2 separate regions of the Homo sapiens genome follow, and region 2 is linked to region 1. Evidence: read pairs that join two places in POLR2A ChIA-PET (ENCODE). Cell type or tissue: MCF 10A. All regions are shown on one strand. Each heading gives the region's core, and the rest is flanking DNA. Links, peaks and the distances in the headings are about the cores only.

Region 1 (4,329 bases), core at 136-4,135:
CTTGAGCTTAGGAGTTTGAGACCAGCTTGGGCAACGTGGCCAAACCCCACTTCTACCAGAAATACAAAAATTAGCTGGGCCTGCTGGCATCCGCCTATAGTCCCAGCTACTCAGGAGGCTGAGGTGGGAGGATGACTTGAGCCCAGGAGGCGGAGGGTGCAGTGAGCTGAGATCACGCTATTGCACTCCAGCCTGGGCGACAGAGCAAGACTCTGCCCCCACCGGCCCCCGCCCTGGCCACCCCCCACCAAAAGAAAAAGGACATTCCAGGCAGAAACAGCAAGAAGCAAGAAAAGCAAAAGAAAGAAAGTGGGAAATCCCAGGGTATGAGCCTTGAACCAGCCATGAGCACCTGGCGGATGCTCGGCAAATCCCTACTGCCTGGGTGGGTCCGACCGGGCTGAGACCAGTTAGGCTTTGGCACCTCCCTCTGGTTGGCTACAGAAGCCAAGCCCCCACGTTTAAAATGCCAGAAGCCCCGGGCCTGGTTGTGCACTGAGGAGGGTCTTGGTGAAGAAACACATGCTGAACTTCATAAGGACCGTTGTTTCACACCCTTTTCCCAGGTGCGGCTTTTCACTCCATGTTACCAGGGTCCACTGGAACCACTTCTCCTCCTACTTCAGACGCCCTGGCTGACCTCACCTGGTCTTTGTTTCCTTCACTACAACAGAAGTTGGGCAATTTTACGAGCACCCTGGCTGAGGCAGTGTGATAGAGTGGGAAAGTGCCGGGGCCATGAGTTTGCTATGGTGTGTGGGAGTGTGGGGACCTTGGGCTAGTTAGTTCGGGGCTTTAGACTATTTTTTTTTTTTTTTGAGATGGAGTCTCGCTCTGTCACCCAGGCTGGAGTGCAATGGTGCGATCTTGGTTCACTGCAACCTCCACCTCCTGGGTTCAAGCAATTCTCCTGCCTCAGCCTCTCAAGTAGCTGGGATTACAGGCGCCCACCACCACGCCCAGCTAATTTTTTGTATTTTTAGTAGAGACGGGGTTTCACTATGTTGGTCAGGATGGTCTCGATCTCCTGACCTCGTGATCCGCCCGCCTCGGCCTCCCAAAGTGCTGGGATTACAGGTGTGAGCCACCGCGCCTGGCCCAGATCAGTGGTTTTCACTTTTTTTTTTTTTTTTGGCTAGGTCCTACTAGTGGCTCTATTTTACAGAGAAAGTTTGAACTATAACTTCCTCCTAAGGACTCTGCAGGCCAGTTTAAAAACTGGCAGCCTAGATATCTATAAAGTAGATAGTTTTGATTTTGTTAATTATAAATCGCATTAGAATACTTTTTTTTTTTTGAGACGGAGCCTCACCGTGTTACCCAGGCTGGCATACAGTGGTACAATCTCGTCTCACTGCAAACTTCACCTCCCGGGTTCAAGCAATTCTCCTGCCTCTGCCTCCTGAGTAGCTGAGATTACAGGCGCTTGCCACCACACCTGGCTAATTTTTGTGTTTTTAGTAGAGACAGGGTTTCACCATGTTGGTCAGGCTGGTCTTGAACTCCTGACCTCATGATCTGCCCACCTCAGCCTCCCAAAGTGCTAGGATTACAGGCGTGAGCCACTGTGCCTGGTCTAGAATATTTTTTATTTTATTTTTATTTTTATTTTTTTTGAGACAGAGTCTTGCTCTGTTGCCCAGGCTGGAGTGCAGTGGCGCGATCTCGGCTCACTGCAAGCTCCGCCTCCTGGGTGTCAAGTAATTCTCATGCCACAGCCTCCCAAGTAGCTGGGACTACGGTGTGTACCACCGCGCCTGGCTAATTTTTGTATATATATATATTTTTGGTAGAGATGGGTTTTCACCATGATGGCCAGGCTGGTCTCAAACTCCTGGCCTCAAGTGAACCACCTGCCTCAGCCTCCCAAAGTCCTGGGATTAGAGGCATGAGCAACCATGTCCAGTCTAGAATACATTTAATATTGCAACCCCATACACACACACACACACACATACATGAATATATATACACGATCCATGAAACAATACTTAACCCGCTATATGCGATTCAGACTCAAGTTTATTGTTTTCTTTTTCTTTTAATGCTAGTTGTGATACATTAAATTTTACAATTCACTCATGGGTCTCAACCTACAGTCTGTGAAACACTTCCTTAAGGTAGCTTCCAGCTAAGGAGTTTACAATTCTACTGATATTAAGTTGTTCCCGTCGTTCCTCCTGCCCCATCTGGTGAGAGGTATCCATAGCCCTCTGCAAACAGGGTGCTTCTCTTGGGACTCAGCACCCATCAGCTCCTCCTCTCTGATAGACATGAAATATAAGGGTCAGCATCTTGGCAGAAACCCCGAGAGAAAAAAAAAAAAAAAAGCTCGGGGCAGTCTGAGCTATGTGAGTCATGCAACATTTATCAAGCTCACAGATATAGGAGCATGGGACTTTAGTCATCCCTCTTCCCCACAACCCCATGCTCCGGGGCAACTGTTCAAAGGCATTTTGTTCCTGACTAGCTGCCTCACCCACTATCTTCATGCTCTTGGAATCTGTGATACAAAGAACAATGTACGGCCAATCAAGAACTAATTTTTTTTTCTTTGAGACGGAGTCTCACTCTGTTGCTCAGGCTGGAGTGCAGTGGCCTGATCTCACTGCAACCTCCGCTCCCCCGGTACAAGCGATTCCCCTGCCTCAGCCTCCCGAGTAGCTGGGATTACAGGAGTGCACCACTGCGCCCAACTAATTTTTGTATTTTTTAGTAGAGATGGGGTTTCACCATGTTGAGCAGGCTGGTCTTGAACTCCTGACTTCATGATCTGCCCGCCTCGGCCTCCCAAAGTGCTGGGGTTGCAGTCATGAGCCACCGCGCCCGGCCCCTATTTTTATTTTGGTTTTTTTTTAAGACAGTCTTGCTCTGTCGCCCAGGCTAGAGTGCAGTGGCATGATCTTGGCTCACTACAAGCCTCCCAGGTTCAAGCAATTCTCCTGCCTCAGCCTCCTGAGTAGCTGGGATTACAGGCACGTGCCACCACACCCAGCTAATTTTTGTATTTTTAGTAGGTATGGGGTTTTGCCATGTCGGTCAGTCTGGTCTCAAACTCCTGATCTTAGATGATCTGCCCGCCTCGGTCTCCCAAAGTGCTGGGATTACGGGCACGAGCCACTGTGCCCGACTGAGCTTATGTGATAGATGTAATAAATTCTTGGTAAACAATTTCAGAACTGCCTCTTCTTTATTCCTTCAAGAGACCCATTTGTAACTGCTGCTAATTGGAGTGTATATTTAGGACAACCTGAATCTATCCTCTTGGGTAGCCAACCTCAAGCTCTGGGCTCTGTACGTAGTCTTATTTTTTGAATCTCGTTATTCAAGCTTGACATTCTTATAATTATGAAAGCCTGCCAACCTGCTACATATTGACAAACATGAAACGTTTTTGCCAAGAGCTTTGGAAAAACCTGTACTTCAGATCCTACTGTGAACCCAAAGTGTCTGAGACAGGTCTCAATCAATTTAGAAAGTTTATTTTTGCCAAGGTTAAGGATGTGGCCATGGCAGCCTCAGGAGGCCCTAATGACACGTGCCCAAGGTGGCGTGGGTACAGCTTGCTTTTATGCATTTTAGGGAGCCATGAGACATCAGTCAATACGTGTAAGATGTACGTTCAGTCTGGAGAGGCAGGACAACTTGAAGCAGGGTACAAGAGGAGGTTCCAGGTGATAGGTAGATAAGAGACAAAAACAGTTGCATTCTTTTGAGTCTTTGATTAGCCTTTCACTGAATATACAATTTATATGTGACAGGAAAGTAGAGAAATAGTCACCTATGTTTTAGTTTGGCTCAGTGAATATACATTTTTACATAAAAAAAATAGGGCAGAGGGGCTGGGTGCAGTGGTTCACGCCTGTAATCCTAGCACTTTGGGAGGCCGAGGCCGGCAGATCACTTGAGGCCAGGAGTTTGAGACCAGCCTGGGTAACATGATGAAACCCCATCTCTATTAAAAATACAAAAAATTAGCTGGGCATGGTGGTATATGCCTGTAGTCCCAGCTGCCTGGGAGGCTGAGGTGGGAGGATCGCTTGAACTCCGGAAGCAGAGGTTGCAGGGAGCTGAGATTGCACCACTGCACTCCAGCCTGGGCGACAGAGGGAGACCCTGTCTCAAAAAATAAAATAAAATAAAATAAATAAAAGAGGGCAGAGGAAGCAATCAAATATGCATTTGTCTCAGGTGGCCAGTGGGATGACTGTCTCTCCCGCACCTGTGAAGACGAGCCATCAATTTACATTGCCAGGGTGAAATTCATCATAACTGTTTTATAGTAAAGATGTTGAGTAACTGTTTTATAGTAAAGATGTTTTATAGTAA
Region 2 (4,329 bases), core at 66-4,065, 120 kb before region 1:
GCCACCGTACCCGGCCATAAATAAACATTTTTAAAATTTCTCAGGATTTTTTTTTTTTGAGACCAGTCACCAAAGCAGGAGTGCAGTGTCACAATCATGGTTCCCTGCAGCCTTGATTTCCTAGGCTCAAGCAATTCTCCTACCTCAGCCTCCCAAGCAGCTGGGACCAGAGGCACACTCCATCAAGCCCAGCTAATTTTTAAAAAATTTTTTGTAGAGATGAGGATCTCACCATATTGCCTAGGCTAATTTCTCAACTTTAATTTCTAATATAGTAAAATAGGTAGATATAACCCACATAACTGAAAGCTGTTTGAGGCCTTCAATAATTTAAGAGTACAAAGGGGTCCTGAGATTATTTACAGGAAATGCAGGGAGGGGGAAAATGAGAGGACAAAGTTAAATGCTACCACAAGGAAGCAACTGCTAAATTCTGGATTTGGGACAATCTACCTTTCAGCTGAATGGTATTTTTACCAGACACAGGTGGGGGACTGTTATAGATTAAGAAAAACTTAAGAGATATAACAATCAAACATAAAAAGTAGAAATTACTTGGATACTGATTTGAACAAACCAACCAAAAATAAAAAGATATTTTAGAGATAACCAGGGAAATCCCAAATTGTATACTAGGAACTTCAGGAGATCAGAGCATTGTGGTTAGGGAAGAAAATGTCCACATTGTTTGAAGACATACACTGAATTAAGTAGGGATGAAACGACATGATGTCTAGCATTTACTTTAAAACATTTCAGCAAAGAAAATCAGAAAAAAGGGGCAAAGCAAATGTGGCAAGATCTTGATAACTGAATTGGGTTTACGGAGAAGTTTATTCTATTCTTATGCATGTTTGAAAACTTTCATAATTATAAAAGCAAACATAAAAATGTGTACTTCAAGAAAAGTAATACAACAACATATAGTTTCAAAGAATGTTTCTGCCTCCTATTATAGCCCAGAGCTGTTTATCTTGTTATTAAGTTAGCCTGCCTGCCTTCCTTCTTCCTTCCTTCCTGACCATAAATGCACAGAATTTGAATAAAATAAAGAATATTGGCTGGGCATGGTGGCTCATGCTTGTAATCCCAGCACTTTGTGAGGCCGAAGCGGGTGGATCACCTGAGGTCAGGAGTTTGAGACCAACCTGGGCAACATGATGAAACCCCATCTCTACTAAAAATATAAAAATTAGCTGGGTGTAGTAGTGCATGCCTATAGTCCCAGCTACTCGGGAGGCTGAGGCAGAATTGCTGGAAGGCGGAGGTTACAGTGAGCTGAGATTGCACCACTGCACTTCAGCCTGGGCGACAGAGTGAGACTCTGTCTCCAAAAATAGTATTTTTAAATATATCATGAAAGTGAAATACTTCGTCATCAGAATTTTCAAGATAGAGGGGAATCAAAAATCTATAACCAGTTTATAATCTATCAATTTCCCTTGGTCTTATTCATATTCTCTCTCTGGCTCCATCTTTCAATTTAGGTTAGAAAGCCTCAGGTTTCTATGACTACATTCCAACCAAAGAAACAAAGATTTATTTAATTATCTCATTAATTTAAAATTTTTAACTCAAAGTCCAAGTTCTAGAGCCTATCTTGCTTCCTAAACAAAGAAAAATAAGACATATTTCCTATCAACTTCTGTAAGAACCTAACCTCCAAAAGAGGACTTTTAAAAGTCAAAACCTGATTTGATTTTCAACTCTGATGCTTTCACTGAACATTCTTTAGTCTGACAAGCTCAAGTTTTTCACAAAATGAAATAAGTCAGCCCTCCTTATTCATGGGTTCAGCATCTGTGGATTCAACCAACTGAGGATCAAAAATATTTTTTAAAAGGCCATGTGCAGTGGCTCACGTCTGTAATCCCAACACTTTGGGAGGCCGAGGCATGCAGATCACTTGAGGTCGGGAGTTTGAGACCAGCCTGGCCGACATTGTGAAACCCTGTCTCTACTAAAAATAAAAAAAATTAGTCAGGCGTGGTGGTGGGTGCCTGTAGTCCTAGCTACTTGGGAGGCTAAGGCAGGAGAATCGCTTGAACCCGAGAGGCGGAGGTTGCAGTGAGCCGAGATCGCGCCACTGCACTCCAGCCTGGGTGACAGAGTGAGACTCCATCTCAAAAAAAAAAAAAAAATTTTATAGATAGATAGATAGATCTCCCATCTCTACAAAAAATACAAAAATTAGCCAGGCGTGTTGCACATACTACTTGGAAGGCTGAGGCGAGCCATGATCACACACTGTACTCCAGCCTGGGCGACAGAATGAGACCCTGTCTCAAAAAAAAGGGCGGCAGGGCGGGGGCGGGGGCGGTTGCAGTTGTACTGAACATGTACAGACTTTTTCTTGTCATTATTCCCTAAACACAGTGTAATGACAACTTACATAGCATTTACACTGTATTAGGTATTATAACCTAGAGATGATTTAAAGTATATGGGAGGCTATTTGTAGGTTAATATGCAAATACTATTCCATTTTATATAAGAAACTTGAGCATCTGTGGATTTTGGTATCCACCAGGGGTCCTTGAACCAATCCCCCATGGATACCAAGAGATGACTGTAGACCGGGCACAGTGGCTCATGTCTATAATCTCAGCACCTTGGCAGGCCAAGGCGGGCGGATCAGCTGAGGTCAGGAGTTCCAGCCCAGCCTGGCCAACATGGCGAAACACCATCTCTACTAAAAATACAAAATTAGCCAGGCATAGTGGCGCACGCCTGTAATCCCAGTTAGGAGGCTGAGGAAGGAGAATTGCTTGAATCCGGGAGGTGAAGGTTGCAGTGAGCTGAGATTGTGCCATTGCATTCCAGCCTGGGCAACAAGAGCAAAATTCCATCTCAAAAAAAAAAAAAAGGAATGTTTTTTAATCTTGTCATATATAAATTGTGATTACCTGGAAAACAATTTTCTCACTCCAAATTCATAAAACATATCCATTAACATTTTTATAATGAACAGTCAATTAAATGCCTAACTGTAAGTTAATAATATAAGTCTGTTTTTCACAAACAGTTTTTTTTAAGAACACGGTAGATTAGATAAAGGGGAAGAAGGTCTTGTTAGATATGAGTTCTAAATTTCTTTTCAAATAATCAATATGTCAGTATGTTCAATTCCTCACCTTCTGCTTTTAAATTTAACTTCCTCATAAAGTGACCATTTTCGATTACCTGCTCCACCCTGACTCATTCCAATTACCTGCTCTGTCATAACCATTTTTCTGGCCAAACCACTCACCCGGTGACTCTCTTTAAATTAGCCAATCAGAATTACTTTAGTCTGTGCGGTCTAACCCTAGCCAATAGGGGAAAGACACAGCAGCAGGGGCCACGTGAGTCAGGGATAAAAACCCCTTCCCCTACCTTATCCAAGTGTGTGCTCACCATTGCTCCATGTGTAAGAGCGCACCCTTCTATAGAAGTAACTTGCCTTGCTGAGAATTAAAAAGAAAATTTTATATTCAAGTGTTATTTCTTTTGCAGCACCAAAAATTTATTTGTAACAGTCTCAATGCTTTAAAAAAAAAAAACAAACCCAAAGGGGTAGGTCGGGTAGGGCATGTGGGACAAAATAAATAACACCTATTACTTCTATAATTAATTATGAAAGTTTTTAAGCTCTCTAAACAGAAAGATTCTTAATTTTTTAAATTTTTATTCAATTTTCTTTTTTTTTAGAGATGGGGGTCTCTCTCTCTTGCTATGTTGCCCAGGCTGTCCTCAAACTCCTGGTCTCAAATGATCCTCAGCTGCAAGTAGCTGGGACTAGAGAGCACGCCACTGCACCCGGCTCCCAAATAAAAATATTTATTGGGAGAGGGAGAAAACTAGCGTATCAGAGAAAAAAGAACCAAGGCTGAAGAAAAGGGACTGGCTTGAAGTCCCAAATGGAAAAGCTCTACCATTTACCAGCTACATGACTAAGTAAATTACAACCTCTTTGGGTCTGGATTTCCTCTTTATAAGATCTGCTTTGTCTGTAAAGATTAAATCAAATAAGGCACGTGAAAGTGAACTAAAAGTATGCAAATGAAAGCCATTACCACTTTTAGTATCATATTAACAAAGCATTATGCAGGAAATCAGATTGGCAGTTTTAACTTTAATAGAGCTGATGGTTCATAAATGGTTACCTAGCATTAACTGATTGGTAATAAACAAAATCTGATTAATTTAGAGTCATATATACAACCAAGGAAAGTTTAAAGGACATATGATTACCAATTTTCCATTAATATTTGTGATTAGTGAATAGTCTATCTTGTTTTGGTTGAAAGGCTATATATATATTTTTTTAAATAAATAAAGCGATAAAAC

What was found. ChIA-PET counts read pairs that join two places held together with the same protein. Peaks named below come from ENCODE experiments on the same cell type or tissue, not always from the same donor. Only the 100,000 strongest peaks of a DNase experiment are listed, where the experiment ranks them.
Region 2: POLR2A ChIA-PET joins it to region 1 with 5 read pairs; 8 of 35 experiments call an interaction of 5 or more read pairs at or near these places.

Annotation. Positions count from the first base shown.
Region 1 is chr1:24,681,927-24,686,255 of GRCh38, reverse strand. No RefSeq gene overlaps it. Among named protein-coding and RNA genes, the nearest start is that of SRRM1, 41 kb to the right of the region's middle. RefSeq lists an enhancer at 2,224-2,518. In MCF 10A, for the core only: no CTCF peak of the experiment used is centred there; a DNase peak (open chromatin) is centred at 2,405.
Region 2 is chr1:24,806,491-24,810,819 of GRCh38, reverse strand. The region is part of intron 2 of CLIC4 (chloride intracellular channel 4); the gene reads right to left. Among named protein-coding and RNA genes, the nearest start is that of CLIC4, 63 kb to the right of the region's middle. In MCF 10A, for the core only: no CTCF peak of the experiment used is centred there; no DNase peak of the experiment used is centred there.